2 separate regions of the Mus musculus genome follow, and region 2 is linked to region 1. Evidence: chromatin loops called from intact Hi-C (ENCODE). Cell type or tissue: heart. All regions are shown on one strand. Links, peaks and the distances in the headings refer to the core of each region. The heading gives the core; the rest is flanking DNA. Region 1 overlaps Ak8 (adenylate kinase 8). Region 2 has its middle 19 kb from the start of Rapgef1.

The links. A loop is a pair of places that touch in the nucleus more often than their neighbours do. Peaks named below come from ENCODE experiments on the same cell type or tissue, not always from the same donor. Only the 100,000 strongest peaks of a DNase experiment are listed, where the experiment ranks them.
Region 2: it touches region 1 in a loop (26-fold over the local background); 4 of 42 quality-filtered maps call a loop at or near these places.

What each region holds. Positions count from the first base shown.
Region 1 is chr2:28,747,014-28,755,346 of GRCm38, forward strand. The region is part of intron 10 of Ak8 (adenylate kinase 8); the gene reads left to right. Among named protein-coding and RNA genes, the nearest start is that of Mir3088, 18 kb to the left of the region's middle. In heart, for the core only: no CTCF peak of the experiment used is centred there; no DNase peak of the experiment used is centred there; H3K4me3 peaks cover 1,613 bases; H3K27ac peaks cover 299 bases; H3K27me3 peaks cover 6,063 bases.
Region 2 is chr2:29,596,754-29,605,086 of GRCm38, forward strand. No RefSeq gene overlaps it. Among named protein-coding and RNA genes, the nearest start is that of Rapgef1, 19 kb to the right of the region's middle. In heart, for the core only: a CTCF peak has its summit at 7,404 (motif pointing left); a DNase peak (open chromatin) is centred at 7,398; H3K27me3 peaks cover 653 bases.

The DNA.
Region 1 (8,333 bases), core at 156-8,155:
CAAGCACAGTGACATCTGTGATTAAAGAGGACCCGAGCCCACAGGTGTGCTAATGCTCAGGCTTGAGGAATGAAAGACGTGGTCTGGCAGTACCTAGGAGACAAGCCTGGCAGCACACCTGTGAGGGGTTGTCTCATTCATGGTAATTAATGCAGAATGGCTCACCTTACCGTGAACCGTGAACCGGAACAGTCCCTGGCTGGGACCCCAGACTGTGTAAGCAGAAGAAGGGAGCTGAGTGGCAGTGTGCGTCCATTGCTTTCTGCTTCGTGAGTGTGGCTGTGATGTCACCAGCTGTCTTAGTCAACTTACTATCGTCATGATGAGACACCATGACCAAAGCAACTTGGAGAGGAAGGGTTTTATTTGACCTATGCTTCCACATCACTGTTTATCATTGAAGGGAGTCAAGACAGGAACTCAAACAGGGCAGGAACCTAGAGGCAGGAGCTGATGCAGAGGCCATAGAGGGCTCTGCTTACTGGCTCTTCCCCATGGCTTGCTCAGCCTGTTTCTTACGGAAGCCAGGACTACCTACCCATGGATGGCCCCACCCACCATGGCGGGGCCCTTTAACATTAACCACTAATTAAGAAAATGCTTGCTGCTAGATCTTTTGGAGACATTTTTTCAATTGATGTTCCCTCCTTTCAAATGACTCTAGCTTGTGTCAAGGTGACACAAAACTAGCCAGGGCAAGCTATTTCAATCTCCTGCCATGATAGGCTGTACCTTGACCTATGAGTCAGAATAAACCGTTTCTTCTGTGAGGCAGATCCCATGAAAAGGCAGCTCTTAGAGCAGCAGGGGCCACAAAATAGAGATTTGAGGTCTGTCTGACATCACAGTCTTCCAGGACTGGGGTAAAACACCCAAAATGTCCACATCTTGGTGGTAGACCTGTGAGATGGATTCTCAGATCTTGTCCAAAATGAGTCCTCTGCTGAGCAGAGGCACAAGGCAAAAGGCCCCTCCCTCTCCCGAAAGAGGCTCTGTCATTTACAGTCTGAAGGTCCCTCTCAAATGCTAAAGGACAGGCACACTCTATCACACTTTAAATTCAGAAGAGGGAGATCACAGCTGCTCCTTACAGTGTGTGTGTGTGTGTGTGTATGCATGTATGTGTGTTTACATGTGTGAGTATATGTATGTATATATGTATGTATGTATGTATCCAGAGGGGAACACGTGTGTATGTGTGTACGCATGTGAATGTGGGTATGTATGTGTGTACTATATATGTGTGTATCTGTATGAGTGCATGTGTATGTATGTGTGTAAGTGTGTGTATGTATGTGTGTCTCTGTGTATGTATATGTGTGTACTGAATATGTGTGTATGTATGTGTGCATGTGTGTAAGTGTGTATGTGTGTAAGTGTGTATGTATGTATGTCTCTGTGTATGTATGTGTGTATGTGTGTACTGTATATGTGTGTATCTGTGTGTGTGTGTGTGTGTGTGCATGTGTGTGTACAGGAGTCTATGCAGGCATTTTAGATTCCTAGTCATATTCCAGTACCTCAGCCCTGAGTGCCAACAGCAGTCCTGGGAATGTGGGAATACTAAATTATGAATTTTTCCAAAGATTATCAGGACCCACAAGATACAGAGAGTTGGATTATCCAGGCACAGAGAATTATAAAAACAGAGAGACTGTCAAGAACTTTGTCACGTGACTGTAATCACAGCACTGCGGCACAGGGGGGGGGTCAAGAGTTCAAGGTCATTCTTAGCTCCGTAGCTTAAATTGGGGGTTTTGGTTTTGGTTTGTTTGTTCTTATTTTGTTGTTGTTGTTTGCTTTGCTTTGGTTTTGAGACAGGGTCTGTAGACCAGGCTGACATTGAACTTGGAAATCCTCCTGCCTCCTCCTTCCTAGTGCTAGAACTAAAGGTGTGTGCTACCGCAGCTGCCACTGCTGCCACTGTGGCCACCTGGCCCACTACCACTAGCTTATAGCTTAAGTTTGAAGCCAGCCTGGAGCTACATGAGAATGTGTAGCCAAAAAAGAAAAAAAAAAAAAAAAGTAAAAAGACAGATTGGTGACATTGTGGCCCAGAAGCTCCTGGGATCCCTGAGCTGATTGGCATCCGGGACCCATGTGATGCTGTAAGCACCCATAAGCACTCTGCTCGCTCCCGCTCCCAGCCTCCTAGTCACCTTTCCCGTCGACAGGGCCTCCTTGCTGTGGCAGGCTCAGGCCCTCTCGTCCCCCTGCTTGCCATGCATACACCAGAGCCCCACAGCTCTGTGGTCCCTGCCGCCCTGCAGCCCTGTCACTGGCTTAGCAGGGTGGGTCCAGATGTCATCTGCCCCCCATGGAACCACTTCCTCCAGTCCCCCACTGGGCTGCACGCTGTTGTGTCCCAGCTGTGACCTCTGCGGACTTGGTGATATTCTCTCTCTGTCCTTGCTGCCAACACCTCTCGCCTCTCAAATCAGCAGCAAATTAATAAGTGTACTATTCATTCTCCCAACTTCCCACATTTTCTGGGCGAAGGACTCCAGGGCTGCATCTTGGCTTGTCGTCAATCTCTTGATCCCAGCTCTAGGTGACAGTGCCACAGAGGGCCAGCAAGCTGCTTATCCTGTGCCCTAGACTTTGAAACATATAGCTCTGACCTCCCATTCTGACTTGAGCTTCAGCACACACAACAAATTTATTCCCTAGGGTTCCACGTGCGTCATTCTCCTCTGTTACAGCCTACGGGGCTCAGTCTGCCAGCCGGGGGTCTAGCTAGCATCAAGCACATTGCCTTTCCTGAGGGGCTCCTGGCGCTTCCACCTGGGTACGAAATGAGCAAAAAAAAAGGATCCCAGACTTTCAGAAAAGCAAGTTCTCCAGCGTTTCTAGATCATTTAAAATCAGATCTCATCAGCACCGACCCCTCCTCTGCCTCTGTGGAAGCCACAGCCCATCCAAGGCTCTTTCCTGAAAACCAAGTGCAGAGCTAAGAGGTCTCAGGGCGAGCTCACAGAGCAGCCATACCTCCAGGTGCTGTGGCTCCTTCCCCTGGCTCCGTTCCTACCAAAGGTTTCTGTTTCTCTGGACTTTCTGAATTCCAGGGATCGGGAACTTCCTCAGGAAAGGGGCCAGTGTGTCTTTGCCACCTGAGGGTCTGGCTCTCTAACCACAGGGCAGCCCCTCACCCGCTCACGAGGCTGTGCAGACTCACCTGGTTGGAGAGTATACCCTGCCTTTCTTGGGGGAGGGAGATGGGGCTCATTTCCAGACTGTGACATGCCACTGCGTCACCTCCATTCAGGAGGGTGGTGTTGACCCCTGATCTAGTCAGCAGTCTCATTCTTGGATACTGTTTGGGTTTTCCATGGAGGAGATTAAAAACAGCCAAAGGGCAGGGTGTGGTGGTACACAGCATTGATCCCAGCACTCCAGAAACAGAGGCAGGTGAGCCTCTGAGAGTTCCAGGCCAGCCAGGAGTGAGACTCTTGTCTCAAATGAAAATAAAACACCAACAAAAATCAGCCAGAGGCCTAGCTTGTCTTTGGATCTAGCCTTTGCCTTAAATGCGTAGTGGATTTATCTTGAGCTGTCTGCTCACGGCAGGCGTGGTCCCTTCAGGACCCTGCAAGGCAGGATGTGTCTCTTCAGTGGGGCTCATTAGCCCTGGGTTCTAGCTTTCCCATCTCCTGGCTCTTCAGGAAGAGCGAGCTAGAGCTATCCTCCACAGCTCTGCCTCGCTGGCTCTCGGCAGGCTTGCCATGGCTTCTCCTGCAACCCAGCAGTTAATGCAGCCTTCTTGTAGGAAGGCCCACCTTCCTTGTCGCGTCCCAGGCCCCTGCCCGTTTCCAGGGGAAACTGCAGCGATTTAATTGGCATAATAAAAATGGCAGTCCTAGTGTGTTTTGTTAGGAAAAGATCATTACCTAAAGTTACCGGCATTGTCTCCCACACAGCCTCTATTTCCTAAACATGTCTGCCTGGTAAGGTCCCTGGAGGTCTCATAGAATCCAAACAGAGGTGGGAGGTCTGACGGAGATCTGAGACCCTCACCTGAACAATCACCTAGCAAAACTAGCTAACAGAGCTTAAGCACACCATACCAGCCCATGCCAGCCCAAACAGGGATGGTTACAGCGATCCTGAGAGCATTCTGCAAGTCCCCGGTCCCAGGAGGCAACCTGCATCAGAGCCTAGTTGCAACGACTCATTTTGTTAAAACCGGGGAATTAATATTCTCACCGCTAAATGCACACGAAAGAGTCAACAATAGGCTGCTCTCTCCCCTTTTGTTTAAAACTTGCAAAGAGCTGCGGAGTTGAAAGACCACGCAAAGCCCGCGTCTGAGGAGGTAAGAGGATGCCGAAGCCTTGTTTGGAGCTTGTGCTTGCTGCAAGCTGCTTCCCGCCGAGGGGAGACCCTGGGGGACCTCTGCCCGCTCCCAGCCGCCTTGCAGTGGGCTGTGTTTGTACTCGCTGAAGACAGCGCAGGCCTCTCTAAATAATTTACCAGATGATTAATAGACTCACAGGGGCATAATTAGTGGAGGAGAGACAGCGGGCACAGTAACCGGCACACGCTTGGGGGAACAGCCAGCCTTTATTTTTCTACAGAAATTTTCTAGGGTGCTGGGCGTTTGAAGCTAAGTTGGGAAGAGCTCAGCGCCTCTTCGCTTTTGAAGTGGAAATAGGACAGTTTGAATCCGTCGAGTTTAATTTTTCACAAGCTTTAGGGGCCCCGCAGAGTAACTTCCTTTTTATTATTGAAAAAAAAAACCCACATTTTTCTTTCATTTTTCTGTGAGTGCACACCCACCCACCCCTCTTCTCGGTCTCTCGAGCGCGAGCACGCACACGAGCGCGCGCGCGCACACACACACAGAGGCGCACCCATACACTGAGTCTTAAACACACTAATTTACTTTTCTATTCAGCATGGGCTGCCTCCCCTAGGTATGTCGACCCATGTCCCCCAGTCCTCCCCCTGCCCCCAGGCCCCCAGCCAGAGGCCTTCTGGAGGGTGGCCTGAAGGTGGATTAATGGATGCCCCCTGTAATGTATGCATTCGCCAGGATCCCTCACCTCTGCCTGACAATGCGTTTGAAGTAGCTCCCTTTTTCAAATCAAACTTTTGACTTTTCTGCTGGGACTGCTACAAAGACTTCCTTATGGAAACTAGGTAGCTCACTTCCTCTCAGCCCAGTAGAACGTGGTGGCCAAGCTAGCCCAACAGGCCACTGGTATGAAAGTGCTGCTTGCATTTTGAGGGTCCAAGGGCCTGTTAGTGAGGATGGGTCTATAAAGGGGTCAGTACATGTGTGTGTCACCACCCCCAACCCCTGCCCTCAACAGGTTGTGCCTCTTGGAAGCCCAGTTGCTCATTTGTGGTTACTAGACTTTCCTTGCAAAGTGCACACTGTCTTTCTACGTGATCAAAATGACATCCAGTGTCACCAATGTCACCTTGCCACCACGAGCCAAGACATTTTCTGTTACGTGAGTAGTCCAGTGGGGGAAACTGAGGTAGCTGGAGATTCTCCATTCCTGAGTGCAAGCAGGAACAAGATGCCAGACAGCTCGCTGCCCCTGCTGCTTGGCACCCATCCCAGATTTCCCGCAGACTCCAAGCCTGCTTGCTGTGTATCAGGTATCCAGTGGATAACAAAACAAACCCAGACATTTCTAGGCAGTCCACGGAGACCCCAGACATGCAAAGTGTCCGCCGCCTCTGCTCTGACCAGAGTTTCTGGAAGCATCTCCTCTTTGGGGAGGGAGGGGGGCAAGGGGTGGGGAAGAGACCTCAGAGAGACATGAAACTGCGAGGCTCTCAGCTGTGAAATTGCCCTGGACAGGTTTTCCCTAGAAGCCCAGCCTGCCTCTCCCGGCAGGAAGCCCCGCTGTAGCATCTGGGTAGCCCCTGGCGTGGCTGGTGCTGCAGTCAAGCCACTCTCAGGCCTTCCCAAAGGCAGGGGTGGCTGGAAGCCCCTTTTCCTCTGGGAGTGTCCCCAGCTGATGGAAGCATCGTTGCATGGTTCTCGAGGGGGGGCCCCTGAAGCCTGAGCTGCTGAGGCCTCCTTACCTACAAACCCAGCTCAGGGGCACAGGGGGCAGCTAAGGAGCTCAGCACCAGCCAGCCCTGGGAGCCTGCAACTCCACACTTGTCTGTATTGCTCGGGGAGTGCCATTGTGGCAGCAAGGGGCAGTGGGTGACAGAAATCACTGAGTGCAGAGGGACCTGGCCAGGCTGGAGCTGAGGAGCGTGGGGCCTGAGAACAGAGAGGTCATCGCAGCCACGCGCAGGGATCCAGGGGCTGGGACTGAGGAGAAGGGACTCCATCCCTACCCTCGCCCGCCCTGACTTTGACCTTCAACTTCTGTCTCCTCCCAGAGACCTAAGCATTTACCTGCCTGTGTCTGCTCGTGGGTGGGGCTGGGTAGGCAAGGCCTCAGTGTCCAGCACCAGCATGCTCACAAGGACAGATCAGCTGATATCTGTGAACAAGAGAGTGGACACAGATGATGCAGCCCCTATGCTGGGGACAGAACCTGACCCTCTGACCTCCTGACCCCATAACCCCCTGACCCCTGGCCCCCTGACCCTCTGACCCCCAGCACCCAGATGTTACCCTCTGCTGCCTCTTTCTAAATGAGAAAGAACAAAACGGTGACTGCACAACAGTTGGATGTGAAGCCCAGTGATGCCCAGGTCCCACTCACTACCCTGCCGTGTAGTGACAGGGTCATCGCTATTGTGGTGGTGATATGAATACAGATGCATTTGATGTCCTGCACCTCTGGAGGTCAGAGGTCAATGTTGAGTGTCTTCCTCAGTCACTGATCCTGAAACTTACCAGTTAGGCTAGACTGGCTGGCCAGCGAGCTTCAGAGATCCATCCTGTCTGCGACTCACAGATGTGCACCGCTACTCACACTTTTATGTGGATGCTGGGATGTGAACCTAGGTCCTCACACTTGCACAGCAAGCACCTTACCCACCAAGCCATGTAGCCACCCCTTGTGGATGCATTTTGGATATCTTGTTCTTTTCCTGTGACAGCCACCTGTTTTGGATGCCTGGTCTCTATAGTAACCAGGAGCAGCCTGATACCCTCGTGGTCTGTTACCGTGTGGTAAGCTGGCCCACAATGGCCTAAGATGGAGGCTAGTTTATCACTGTCTTGATTTAGCATGAGGCTGTGGAATAGGGCCCCCATGGAGGGCTGGCCTCCACACTGTCCTGCCTTGGGGTTAGCCGACATGTCAATTCCTGAAGACTGCTGGCTGGTCTTCAGAGTCTTGCTTCTGGCTCTTCAACCCCTGGGCCTCTTCCATATGTCTTTGCTGGGGCTAGCATGCCCAACCCAGGTCTCTCATCGGTATGCTCTGTGCCTTGGGTGTGATAAGCATGGGACATGTGGGACTAGCCAGGCATCTCTCCCTGTAGTCCTATGTGGCTGGCTCTGTTTCTTACACATGTACTAACTTCAGGCTCCTCCAACCTTCCTATGCTGTGATTAGCTTCCCCTAGCACAGTGTGGACACACACACACACTGGTCGACCTGGTCTCACTTTCTCAGATCCTCTCAGGGACCATTAAAAATGTGAAGTGGGGGCTGGAGAGATGGCTCAGCAGTTAAGAGCACTGACTGCTCTTCCAGAGGTCCTGAGTTCAAATCCCAGCAACCACATGGTAGCTCCTAACCATCTGTAGTGGGATTTGAAGCCCTCCTCTGGTGTGTCTGAAGGCAGTAATAATGTACTCATATACATAAAATAAATAAATAAATCTTAAAAAGGGAGACAGAGGGAAAGGGAGAGGGGGGAGGTAAAGTGGGGTAAGACTAGCCGCTGAGTCCGAGTGCACGGTGTGGCCAACTGAGCATGTTCCCAAGTCTTATGTTGGGCTGCATGAAATTATAGAAGACAGAGACAAACTGAGACATCCCCCAGCTCTGGCTGTATCAGCACCAGCACCATGCGGTGTCATGTAAGAAGGCATCACAGAGCAGGGACTGATAAAAAGTAGTGGCAGGATGTAAGGAGTGAGAACCAGGGTAGACTCCAGAATCCACAGAGATCAAGGCTGACGTGCCGGTCTGGATAGGAAAGCATTGGCATTCCCTGCAGCTGCTGCCTTCCAAGCAGGTTGGTTCATTGTTAGGGAACATAGATGTGGGAATAGAGGCCTCTGGCAGAAGAAATTGTGCCATTTGCTGGAAAACAGATTTGCTGGAGATTCTTGTGGTAAATAAGCCAGACCCAGAAAGATAAATATAGACTCCTCCTCTCTCATATGTGGACTGCAGATTCATTTTTGAAAGTAGAATCAGTCAGACTGTTTGGGAAGGGGGGCCAGCAGAAGATACACTGAT
Region 2 (8,333 bases), core at 248-8,247, 850 kb after region 1:
ACAACTATTCAAGGGTTTCTCTATGTAGCCCTGACTGTCCTGGAACTCACTTTATAGACCAGGCTGGCCTTGAACTCAGAAATCTGCCTGCCTCTGCCTCCCAAGTGCTGGGATTAAAGGCATGTGCCACCACAGCCTGCTACAACCATACAATGTAAAGTGGACCAACATATGTGTGTTGTTAGCAAAGAATCCTCCATCACGTGTCCTTTCACTTGCTTGCTTTAGCAGAACATCCTCTCTCCTGTGTCTGCTTCAACAAAACATTCCTTCACAAGTCTGCCTTAGCTTTTCACACCTGTGTTGTGGGAAACCACATGTGCCGTTGCAGAGTGGCACTGACTACTGCTGGCCACCATGCATAAGTTTGGACAAACAACCAATGTGTACATATGCAGTAAAGTTTTGCAAAGACACTGCCTGGCCCGGGCATGATAATGAGGCTTTGAGAGTATAACCAATCAGATGTGAGACATGCAAATGAGGTATGATAATGAGGCTCTGTGAGGTACAGAGAGAGAGAGTAGCCAATCAGATGAGGAACATGCAAATGAGGCTTAGTGCATAACCAATCCGGGTGTGAGACACGCTTCTCCTAAGCCTATATAAGCAGCACCAGTTCTGGGCTCAGGGTCTCTTCGCCTCTGCAATCAAGCTCTCCCAATAAACGTGTGCAGAAGGATCCTGTTGCAGCGTCGTTACTGCTGGCCAGTCCTGCGCGCGCAAGACTGTGTCTATTTCAACGAAACGTTCCTTCATGTGTTTGCCCCAGCAAAACACCATCCAACCAACTTTCCAAAGAACCCTTAAGTTTCCATGTCAGTTTCTGTTAAGGTAAGAGCTCCAGCTGTTGGGTGTGGTTGAGTACTGAGCACTGGGCTTCTGGCTTGCTAGGCAAGCACTCCAATACTGAGCCGCATCCCCACCTCTTTGTTTTAAGCAGCTTAGCTCTTGCATTCTTTTTTTTTTAAAGATTTATTTATTTATTATATGTAAGTATACTGTAGCTGTCTTCAGACACTCCAGAAGAGGGCGCCAGATCTTGTTACAGATGGTTGTGAGCCACCATGTGGTTGCTGGGATTTGAACTCTGGACCTTTGGAAGAGCAGTCGGGTGCTCTTACCCACTGAGCCATCTCACCAGCCCCTAGCTCTTGCATTCTGCACACTAGCAAGACTCCACTTCCCCCTGCTTCTGGAAGCCCTCACGCACCCTTGAGCTTACAGGCTGTATATACGGTCTGGCATATCCTCCTTCACCCCTCTACAGAGAGAATATCTCGTATATAGTACAGATGTATCACCTGTCAATTAAAAAGCGTATGGCTTAGGCAGGAAATGGGAGGTGAAACAACCAGGGAGAGAGAGAATTCTGGGATACAGCCAGGTGGGGGATTCATCCGGGGATGTGACAAGATGGGCACATGGTACCTGAGCACTGGTAACCAGTCACGTGGCAGAATGTAGACTAGAATAAATGGACTATCTTAGGTTATATCTAGTCAGAGAAGAGCCTAGCTATAAGCCCAAGGTATTTGTAAATATATTTTGAGTCTGAGTCTTATTCCTGGAAGCATGGGGCTGAAAGAACCATAGAAGTGATTTCTATACTCTACTCTTTGCCTAGCTAAATCTTACCCAGCCTCTAGGCCTAGATCTCAAGGTCACCTCTGTCAGGAAGCCCTGGACCAGGCTGTGCAGGGTGTGCTTTGTGGCCCTGGCCTCCTTCACTGAACTCCAGTGCTCCTTTCTCCAATGTAACATGGCCTTCCCAGCAGGGAACCTACCTCCAGCATCTGTACCTGAATGAATGAATGAATGAATGAATGAATGAAGTAGCACTGCACTTGACACACTGGAGTGCTCCATCCCAGACATTAGGACAGTGCTTAGGGTTTCCAGGGAAGAAATGGTGCTCCCTGGGAAATGTGGTCTTTTAAAAGAGGATTCAAACCCCAATTCAGCCACTTCTTCCTCCCTGACCGACTCGCCTATGATAAAAAATACATATATCACAGGACTTAGGGGGAAATTAACCATGATACTCCAATCCCAAGCAAGGCCAGTTGATCAATTTTTTAAGAGCAACAAATGTTAATTTTTAAAAAGCTATTCTAAATCTAAAACATGTTTTACATCTCTCTGACTTTTTTTGTAAGCAATCCTCTGTCTGCCGGAGTTCATAATTCCTTCTCCATGACATTCCCTTCAAAATAACATTTCCAATTTATAATTTATTGGGTTTTCCCCCTTGAGTTAGACATCTCCCAGTCTTGATCTCAAGAATGCAATCAACAGAATTAATATTTAAGTCTAGAATGATCTCAATGTGAAGTCTAATCTCCAGGAATTGCCTTCTCAGGACGATGTTGAGGCCTCCAACACTCCAGATGGGGCAGCTTTGTAACTCACTCCAGGGCTGGAGGAGCAGAAGGACTCCCATATCACCCCTGCCCTCCACAGCTGAAACCCAGGAGGAAAACTGTCACTAGCCACCTCTTGGGTGACCTCACAGACCATGACAGCACCCCCTTGTAATGTCCACCATCGCCAAAGAACCCCAGTCTCCTTCGCCAAACCCACCCCTCTACCCACAGCCCTCCACGCAGAGGGCTCAACCCTTCCACAGGTATGGTCGGTGGCTTGGTCCACTGTGCTCCCAGCCCAGAACGGTAGGCACTCAGTTAATGCCTGTTTAATAAATGGACTGACTCTGTGTACGGACATAAGAAGCTATGCCGAATCTGCCCCAAACTAGAGAGTCTCGCTCTAATAAACATTCTGCTCTTTGAGTTTCTGTATACAGCCTTTCACTATAGTGTGCAAATGTGTGTTTAAGAAAGTCCCTGGGGGCTGGAGAGATGGCCCAGGGGTTAAGAGCACTGGCTGTTCTTCCAGAGGTCATGAGTTCAGTTCCCAGCAAGCACATGGTGGCTCACAACCATCTGTAATGGGATCCAATGCCCTCTTCTGGTGTGTCAGCAACAGTGTACTCATATACATTAAATAGAAAAAATAAGTAGCCGGGCATGGTGGTGCACACCTTTAATCCCCGCACTTGGGAGGCAGAGGCAGGCAGATTTCTGAGTTCGAGGCTAGCCTGGTCTACAAAGTGAGTTCCAGGACAGCCAGGGCTACACAGAGAAACCCTGTGTCGAAAAAACAAACAAACAAACAAACAAACAAACAAACAAAAAAGTAAGTAAGCAAGTAAGTAAGTAAGTAAGTAAGTAAGTAAGTAAGTAAGTATTTGCACTCTTGTTCTTTAGAGCAGAGCTACAGGAACCCGCAATGATCTGGTTTTATCTGAACAGCTCACTTAAATCCTAGAGCATCCACCTCTATCCAGTCTTCTTCATCATAAAGGCCTCACCTTCCTTAGTTTTTAGACTTTGTGATTATGATGTGTGTGGAGGGGCAGACGTCTAAGTGCCACCGAGCTCACTTGCAGGCAGAAGACAACCTCCGGGAGTCAGTCCTAGCTTCCACCATGTTTGAAGCAGTGTTTCCTAAAGTCTGCTGTTGCATACACCCATGCTGGACAGAGACGTCCTGAAGGTTCTTCTGTCTCTGCCCCTCATCTCCATGTGGAAGGACTTAGATTACAGATGTGTGCTGCTGTGCCCAGCACTGTGGATTCTTGGGTCCTGGACTTCTTACTTTAGTCACCACGCTATCTTCCCCAGCTCACTAAGGGTTTCTTATTTGTGAGGGTTTACTTACCCATTTATTTTGTCTGTTTGCTTTGGCTTGGGGTTTTGTTTTAGACAGGGTCTCATGTAGCCTAGGCTGGACTTGAACTTGCCATGCAGTCAAGGATGGCTTGAGCTCCTGATTCTCCTGCCTGCATCTGAGGCAGGTGTGTGCATCGATGACTGAAGGTGTGCACCACTCAGAGCCTCATAGAGGGGGTCTCATCAAAATATAAGACTGTCGTGTATCCTGGCAGTAGATCACTTGATTAGCATGTACCAGGCCTGGAGTTCCTAAAGTCTGCTGTTGCATACACCCGTGCTGGACAGAGACCTTCTGAAGGTTTTTCTGTCTCTGCCCAGTAACATCTGCAGTAACATATACACACACCACCACCACCACCATCACTACCACCATCACCAAAACCAACAACAACGTAGGCAAGTCAAATCCAACCAGGGACACCTGAGAACTCCTAGGTTTGTCATCACAGGGTACTGGTCATGGGAGAAGGACTGGATGGTGATGGTGGTTTCTTGGGGGAAATGTGAAGAGTGAACTCCAGACAAAGACAGGGTTAGGGAGGAACTGAGAGCTTGTGGTAGAAAGGGTTTGTGTACTGGGCTGGGAAGGATCCAGCATCAGGATGGTGAGCACAGGAAGAGAACCAAGGGGGACAAGAGAGAGTACACCTTGGGGGCCAGGATCACCATATAGATTTCATTCTAAACTCTTTTCTCAGCTAGGCATGATGGTGCACACCTTTAATCCCAGCACTCAGAAGGCAGAGGCTGGCAGAGCTCTGTGAGTTCGAGGCAAACATAGTGAGATCCAGAACATCTGGGGTTTCTAAACAAACAAACAAACAAACAAACAAACAAACTCTTTTCTCATTGTTCATGCTGGGATTCTTGGAGCAACCAAAAGCCAAAGCTATCAGAGTTTGTCTTTAATGTGAGTCTATGTGCTAGTGTGTAGTATGTAAGTGCCTTTTGTGGTCGGTGTGTGTTCATGTACATGCAAGAGTGTGTGTGTGTGTGTGTGTGTGTGTGTGCGTGTGCGTGTGCGTGTGCACATGCACATGGTGAGCCCAGAGACGGACTTCCTGCATCTTCCTCAATCACCCTCCGCTTTATTTGCCTAGATAGGTCTCGGTGACTCTACAGTCCACCACCTCAGCTGACCAGACAGTGAGCTCCAAGAACCTGCCTGTCTCTGCTGTCCTAGTACTGAGATCTCATACAGTCATTACCACTTCTGGCGTTTTATGTAGGTATGCTAGATATCCAGACTTAGGTCTTTGTGCCTATGCAGCAGAAACGTTACCAACTGAGCCACCTCCCTAGTTCCTTGTTTGTGGTCTCATGTAGTCCAGGCTAGCCTCAAACCTGGTGTGTAACTGAGGCTGGCTTTGAACTTCTGACTCTCTTGCCTACACTTGCCAAATGCTGTTACAGGTGTGTGCCTTCATCACAACAGGGTTATAATTGGGATTTCTTTCACACGAGTTTGTGGGGTGATACTTGGTGGGGGTGATACCTTTACAAACATGCCCATGATCTTAACACTTAGAGAGAAAGGGTGTTCCTGGATTGGTTTATTGATCGACTAATGGTTAGCTGGTCATCTGATGCTAATAGATTAACCTGATCTCATGCAGAGAAATGAGTTCCTTCTTTCTGGTGGGCATAGAGTCAGCAGAGGAAGGGGGACAGGTTGGAGCAGGTGTCTGTAGAAAGCAGTGAGCTCTCCTTCAGAGTCTCACTGCAGGCCGAATGGAAGGGGATGGGATGTATTTACCAGGAAAGTAATGTGTCTCCTCATGAAACTTTAACCCCAGCAGAATGGATGCTGCTTACTATGGTTGCTGATACACTGGGGTCAAAATTCACCCTTCCTAACACACCACAGAAACTGCTCAAAATGTGGAATTTATTAAAATAAAATGAATTTATCTTTACACTCAGAAGGAGACACTGGGCAAGGAGACCCACATCAGATGAAAAGGTATGCAGTCTCGCAGCCTGCACTTTCTTTTCTTGCCTCGGGATCAGTTCTGTTCTCTTACTTGTTAATAACAAACTCGCTTCCCTCGGGCTCCAGTGACCTGTCTCTGGGATGCCCGTGATCTTCTCAGTGTTGATTCCTTTGAGAAACATCACAGATTGGGTGCAGACAAGGCCTGGGGAGACGGTGGTGGCCGTGCAGAGAAACCCCAAAGAGAAGGTTCCGTGCTGATTAGGAGAGGAACCTGAGGGACAGTTGGAGCTGCTGAAGTTGTCATCAAAGCCCTAAGCAGGGCAAAATTAAGATTTAATGGACAATCTGAAGGAAGGAAACAACAACAACAACAACAACAACAACAAACCCCCAAAATAACAGATAATATGGGGAGCACTTGAAGCTGGAGAAAAATCATTTAAAGGTTGAAAAAAAAGTCTTTGCCCAAAAGGGGAAAGACACATTGAATGCACTATCTAAAAATATAAATGGTTCCAGAATGGTTTTCATAAAATATTTAGGACAAGGAGGGGCCTTAGGAATTATCTAGTCTGGTGGTTTAGAATTTTTTTTTGTTGTCGTGTTAATTTTAGCATCAGAACCTTTTTTTTCCCCCTTTAAGAATAAAATTGCAGAGTCTAGGAAGGCTGCTCAGCAGGAGTAGGGAGGGGCACTGGGCACCCACAGATCCATCTTCCTCTCCCATCCTTTCCACTCCAGCCCACTGAGGCCTCTTCGAAGAAGCTGCTATTGAACGCCCTGTCTTCCTCACTGTGCACCACAGAGCTGAAGGGAGCCTCCGAGATAAAGCCAACTAGGAGATCACTAGTCCTGAGAACCATAGCCAAGCCACATGTGTGCAAGCCTCAACTTTCCTGATGGCTGACCAGTGCTGTCCAGTGCCCCTTCCCGGGAGCTTGAGGCCCTACTGTGTGGGATGCATTGGAGGTCCTCGTCATGACCCCTGCAGGTCGGCTGGCCTCACTGCCTCTATCCCTTGCTGTCTGGCCAGCTTGAGCCTCTGCCTAGCACGAATAGTCAAGAAGTCCTCACGACTGGAAGTAAAATATGCTAAGAGCGAAGTGCACAGAGCAAGGAGCAGGGCATCTGTTAGGCACCGACCCTGCTTCCATCCACACCTTAGGTTCCTCAGAACGAAAGGGTTGAAGGTGCTGGAAGCCACTAATGTCCATCCTGGAATAAGTGCTCACTGGGCATGTTAACTAACTTAACTAACACAGTTACTAGAACAGGAGGAGGGTGGCGTTATTGCTAGTTTACAGCTCTTTTTTTTTCTGTTTATTTTTATTTATGTGCGTTGTTATTTTGCCTACATGTATGCCTGTGTGAGGGTATCAGATCCCTTGGAACTGGAATTACAGGTGTGTGCTGCTACGTGGGTGCTGGTAATTGAATCCAAGACCTCTGGAAGAGCAGTGTTCTTAACTACTGAACTGTCTCTCCAGCCACCCATAATTGCTATTTTAAAAGTGCAGAACCATCCACAGAGAGTTTGAGTGGTTTTTCCAGTATCAAGCCACTAACTGACCCTGACTGGTTCTCTGGATCCCACCCTGGCACCAGGTGGGGTCTGGGTGCACTCCAGGCCACTCAGCAAGAAACATGAAAGGCACATTCTCCTGGGTCCTCTCCCAGGGGCCCTGGCACCGAGCCCAGTGGGACATTGCTTCTGTGGACTCTGCTGCCCTCTAGTGGTTCCACCCACTTCACTCGGCCAGCTGCCAGCCCCATCTGGACGGGGACTGACCATCATCATCCAATTTGATCTTAGGATCATCCAGAATGTGGACCACACAAGGACCTTTAGCCCAGAACAGATGTCAGCCACAAAGTGGAGCAGCCAATAGGGTACTCCCAGCACTAGAAATGAGGCTTGGGTGGCAGCAAGTCAGGGAATATCCTAGAATCTTTATTCAGATGACTTGACTGCTGTGTGTGTGTGTGTGTGTGTGTGTTTGCCCACGGATGCTGTTGTGTGTCAGGACCACGTAGAAAAAGCAGAAGATGGTGTCCTTGAATGCATTGTGCACCTTTTTTTTTTTTTTAGAAGAGCAAAAGCAACCCTGAGGCGGGGTTAGAAAAATGCACAATTCTTTCCAGATCTGCTTTACAATCCCATACAGCATCTTTGCACACTGAAGCCCAGGGACAGGCAGGCGTGTACCTGACACGGCTACTCAGAAAACACGGGGTTGCACCTGGAAGAGTGAATCCTTTCCCTTCTACCTGTCTGGGTATGAGCAGGCTCTCTCATGACAGTACAGTGACAGAGGTCCATTCTCTGCCTCCTCTCAGTTCTCAGTTCTCTGGACAGTCATCCAGGACATCTACTGTAAAAAAATCCTCTCCGGAGCCACCCACCCACTGTGCAACAGCTGGAGGCAGCCTGCCAGAACTCTCCTGAACCCTCCCCCTGTGTCCGTGTCGAGTGGACTATTCTGGGGTGTAGTGACACTCCTGGAACCCCTGCTCCACCAGCTAGTATTACTGGCCTCAGGAGCCTTGCATGGGTAAAACCTAGACCCAGTTAAGGCTCTGGCTAGCTGCCCACAATGCCAACTGCAACAGCACCTGGGCTCGGGGGTGCCTGAGCTTAGAGAACCCCCTTATATGACCCA